Linked DNA regions of Homo sapiens: region 1 is linked to region 2. A link is an interaction called in ENCODE POLR2A ChIA-PET data of the cell type or tissue named here. Cell type or tissue: MCF 10A. All regions are shown on one strand.

Region 1 (2,500 bases), 97 kb after region 2:
CCCCCCTTGCCAGCCTCTGGAAAGGTCCAGGAGAGAGGGGGTGCATTCCCATCTTGTCACTGCTGTATTCTCAGAGATGTGCAGCAATGACTGTGGCCTCAGCAAGCCCTTCTTCTCCCACTCCAAAAAGCAGATTGAAATATAAAACTGACATCATTACAGGGATGGCCTTAAATTGCCTCTAGTTCATAAAAATAACCAAATTGATCTCCAACTTGTTGCTAGTATTGGTAAGAAAAAAAAAACATAGGGCTCATTCTACGATTGATTCAGGTGTATCAGTATATCTCAGTTTTGTCACATCATAAGCCTTGCCATCTCTTAGAACTGCATAATTTCTGCATTCCTGAGCTCTGATGCCCTAGTCCATCAACTTAGTTACGATCATCTTTTTCTTACTGATCTTGCGCACCTCCTTCCTGGCCCTCTTGTCAATTCATTTACCCTATGACTGAGACAGAGTGGTCTTTCTGAAGGGTACATCTGTTCCTGGTCCTCCCTGGCTCACCAGTGTTACCAGGATGGCAGCTAGGGCCATGATGGGCTGGTCTCTGCTTACTAGTTCTCTAGCCTCATGTCCTCTCCCCCCAGCCATTCTAAGCCTCTAGCACTTCCCAAAAGGCCTTTCCTGCCTCCATGCCTTCCCTACATATCATTCCTTCTACTACAGTGTTCTTTCAATTGTTCTTCAGAGTCAAACTGAGCATTTCTCTCTTTTGAGAAAAGTTCTCTGCCTTATGGAGGGCAAACCTCTAGTATAGCTGTGCCAACTGCGAATTTATTGTCCTCTCCTAGGACTACACTGCAAATATTTTGAAAGAGATTGTGGTTTATGTGGTTTTGCATCCTTAGTGTCTGAATAGAGATATTTGCTGAATCAATAAGTATAATTAAAAACCTACACATATGTTTTCATCCTTCACCTGTGTTTAAACAAACACATATTTAAAACAAATTTCTTCTCAATATTTCTGTCGAATGGATCACATTATACTACCATATTTGTTTTTCCCCCACTGAGAGGAAATCTTCATAAGCATGAGCTCCAAATAACATTTCTTTGAGGTGACTGTCTTAAAAATACAGCATGAGAACATTTTCGAACACAGGAGTTGACCCCTTTTGACACTCATGATTTCTCTCGTTATCAGAATCAAAATATGAATACACATGGTTGGATGATCCTTCGACATTGATATAACTCTGCCTTTTAATATCATTGCCTGACTCAGTTAACCCCTGAACGTTTTATTAATCATTCTTTCACATTCTCTCTACTGGATTTTCTTCCCCTGTAACTGATTTCAGTCTTCACCAGCTCTTTGAAAGCATCATGATTAAGGCCACGCCTTTGCCACATCTGGCCTTGTCTCCATTTATACTTTGAATAAACTACGGCATTACTTCCCAAACTTGAGCATGGTGCGTCAGAATTCTCTGGAGGGCTTGTGAAAACATGCCTGGCTGGGCTCCAGCCCCAGAATTTCTGATTCATTAAGTTTGGGGTGGGGTTGAGAATTCACATGTCCGAGCAGGTACCCAGGTGATGTTGATACTGCTGATTTGAGAGCGTACTTTGAGACTCACTGCTCTACTAACCTGCCTAGCGCCGTTTGCTAATTTTCACAGCTGTAGCCTCTTAACTGAACACCTGTTGATTCCGCCGCACACGGGCTCTGGGACCAGTCTGTGCTGGGAAGGAATATAAGGCCTTTAGTTGGCTCAGTAACATATAACTTTGCTACTGATTCCATATGGGTCACAGACCTGGGCCTTTGCTCAGAGTTCCAGTCCTCACATTTTAGACCTTCTTGGATTTCTTGCCGCACATACGATTTCCTCTGGGAGTAGGATGCTTTTATTTCCCTTGCCCAGTTCTTTCTGGAAGCTGAAGATCAGCAGGTATGTTCACATCTCACACCTAGGCATCTCCCTGCTTGCCTAGTTCTCCATCTGTGGCCCAACGCTCACACTGGCATTCTTTGTTTGCCTGTGCTGATTTCTTCCGGTTGCCCGTTGTTAAGACTTTGAGGTTTGCCTGCTCTGTGCCAGTGAGTCTGTCTGGTCTCCAAGACCTCATTAATTCTTATCTCGCATTCTTCAATGCTAGCTGAGCTTGACTTTAGCAAGTACCTCAGGCTACCTTGTTCTCTGCTATTCTATTCAAACATTGACTTCTTTATTCAGTTGATCAGCTTCGTTGCTGTTTCTATGACTGCTGCTGGCTCTTTTCCCTTCTTGATTTCTATATATGTTTCTGGGCCCATTGAACCCAGCCTCCATTACCCTCACACCGTGAGACTCAATGTTGGCTTGTTCCTTCTTATGTGAATGATGACTTTCCTGGCAAGATCACGCAAGTCGACTATAAGGTTCTAGTTGCCATCTACATGCATATCTTGTATCAAAGTAAATCACAAATTATATTCTGTCTTTTTTAAAACCTCTGTCAATGATGTCTATGGGTTTGCTACTCAAAATGTAGTCAGAGGTTCAGCAG
Region 2 (2,500 bases):
GCTTTTCAAAGACAGGCTTCCTAAGAAAAAAGGTCCTGGGGCACAATGGAATCCAGTAAGAAAAAGTTTTGGCTTCCAGTGTCGCTTCCACTACCTACCTTAAGAGTGTCAGAAACTTCAGGAATCCCACTCTGCTTCTTTAAGTCTGAAACTTCAGTTCTCATATTTATCAGTTAAAAAGGGTGTTGGTCTAGCTAATATTTAAGGACAGACCCTTCCAGTTTTAACACTACATAATTCTAAGATGAGTGATATCCACAAACTACATAATCAGACACCAGGTGAGAGAAAGTTAACTTAATAAATATCAAATTGAACATTATTACGGCTACTTGAGGTATGCTTTTCTGACACACTGAAGTTCTTTTTCAGGGCAATCCGATCTGATAGATGAAACCCAGAAGGAAAACGGTAAAGAATATAGGTTTACTGGAAAAAAAAAAAAAAAAGATTTCCCTCTCTGAGTGATTTCCCATTCTGGGGAGGCGTTGGCTCTTATAATCCCCTTCTGCCAGATCCTGGGACAAAGCCAGTGTGGGCTGCTTGGTCACGACAGGCCAGAGTCTAATTTCCTCTCTGCCTCTCCTTGGCACACTCAGATCTTCCTCAGAAGACAGCAGGGACACTTTGCAGAGGACAGTACAGAAGGGAGGAAGGATGTATCTGCTCCTGAGTGGTGATTAACACAGGAAAAATACCTGTGGGTTTAGAGGATCTTATACAATACCTTGCAGGGTTTTGGGTTTTTTTTTTTTTTTTTTTTTTTTTTTTTGTATTTGTTTCTTGTTGAAAAGGGAGGAGGGAAGGAGGAAGGCCACTCTGCCCATGCAGGGCAATTAACATGCTCTGGGGTCAGCCTCAAACAGTCCCCAAGCAATCTCATCTGTGAGGGAAGACTCGGAGTTCGTATGGGTTCCCCATGTCGCAGCAGGATGGAGCTCCAGTCACCTCCAGTGGGAGTTAGCCTGATGACACCCCCTTTATAGGCTGTCTTCCCTTCCTTGTCTCACGTTTCCACCCCCTTCCCACTTCTTCTACTCCCAAATAAGCTGCATACATTAAAAAAATGTAAAAAGGAAGATTATGATTTGACTTCTTAACCTATATCATCCGTCCCCAAATATTACCTTCCAAGTGACACAATCAAAACTGCTTAAAAATGCTTTCAAGGAATATCTGGTTTTCACCCCTAAATAAAATGTTCCCTTCACTGAATCCCTCCAAACTACATGTCTTGATCTGGGTCTATATTCTGCAACTGTAAATGGGCAGGTGCTAACTGGCAAGGTATCCTCACTCAGGACGCAAGAAAACACCTTGAAGTGGATGGATCTGGCTGCAGCAGTTCATAAATTACGCTAGCTCCCTTGGTGTTATGTTCTGTCTTTGCATGATCTCACTCTCACCCACTCTCTTTCCTCTTCTTTTAATAGAAATGCATTACATCAGAACACCAGAAGTCGCAAGTTAGGGATTGTTACCGTGATTCATTTGTAGTGCAGCCAAAAGCAAGTTAGTCATCCCTTAATAAGTGAACAGAAATATCATCCTGCCTTTGAAATATTACATTTCCAGAGGACACCAAATTTAAGCTGTGGATATAGCCAAACAAGTGACTATCTATCCACACACTTCCTCTGCACATGTGTGCCTGGTGCCATGCTCACCTGCTCCAGTGACAAAAGACAAATGGTTACCTCTGTCAGTAATGCAATGCTAGTGCAGGTCTGGGAGAGTTGAATAGTTCTGTTTTGCTCCTTACTCTACAAGGTGGTAAACACTCTTATTGCGGGTACTGACACTGAAAAGCAGCCAAGACAGCCCTTATTGTAACTCTCCAAACAAGCTGAGTTTGTCTTTGCAGGCTTGGCTGAAAAAACAAGGCAGCTTTAGATTTGAAGCAGAGAAATCTGAGATTTTAGAAACAAAAAATAGTGATGGTGAAGGAAAATGCAATTGCAGTATCTCATTGCAACTTCTGCCTGACTCCACACTGGTATGGATAAGACAGTCAGTACAGTGAACCACAGGTTCAACAATCTCTTTATTCCCGTAGTCTGGGAGAAAATTTCACTTGGTCTTGATTTGTGAAAAAATCCTTCATATTATGAAGATACTTGGCAGTCTGTAAAGTTGAACTTTCTGATTAGAATGTTTAGAGTGGCTGATAGAGTGGCTATTTTTAAATTCCCTAAATCCTCACTTGAGTTTCATGGTCAAGCTTAAGCTGTAGTTGAGCTAGCTTGTGGGTGAAGAGTTTTGTTGGATAGCTCTAAGAGGACCCGATGCTCACAGAAACAGGAGAATGTTAAAGCTGATTGGCTGGACAAATGGCAAAGGAAAGTCCCAAGGAACCAAATGTTTGGGCTTGGGAACAGGCAACAGCTGTTACAAGATTTGATTAGCAGACCACAAATAACCATGCCAGGAACAGGAAAAACAGCATGCCAAGGACATTCAGGTCTAGAGAATGACCAACCATGGACCTGAATGGGAGGAG

What was found. Peaks named below come from ENCODE experiments on the same cell type or tissue, not always from the same donor. Only the 100,000 strongest peaks of a DNase experiment are listed, where the experiment ranks them.
Region 1: POLR2A ChIA-PET joins it to region 2 with 5 read pairs; 2 of 35 experiments call an interaction of 5 or more read pairs at or near these places.

The regions. Positions count from the first base shown.
Region 1 is chrX:23,275,662-23,278,161 of GRCh38, reverse strand. The region is part of intron 1 of PTCHD1-AS (PTCHD1 and PHEX antisense RNA); the gene reads left to right. Among named protein-coding and RNA genes, the nearest start is that of PTCHD1-AS, 16 kb to the left of the region's middle. In MCF 10A, no CTCF peak of the experiment used is centred here; a DNase peak (open chromatin) is centred at 1,471.
Region 2 is chrX:23,372,553-23,375,052 of GRCh38, reverse strand. All of the region lies in intron 1 of PTCHD1 (patched domain containing 1), which reads right to left. Among named protein-coding and RNA genes, the nearest start is that of PTCHD1, 39 kb to the right of the region's middle. In MCF 10A, no CTCF peak of the experiment used is centred here; a DNase peak (open chromatin) is centred at 1,452.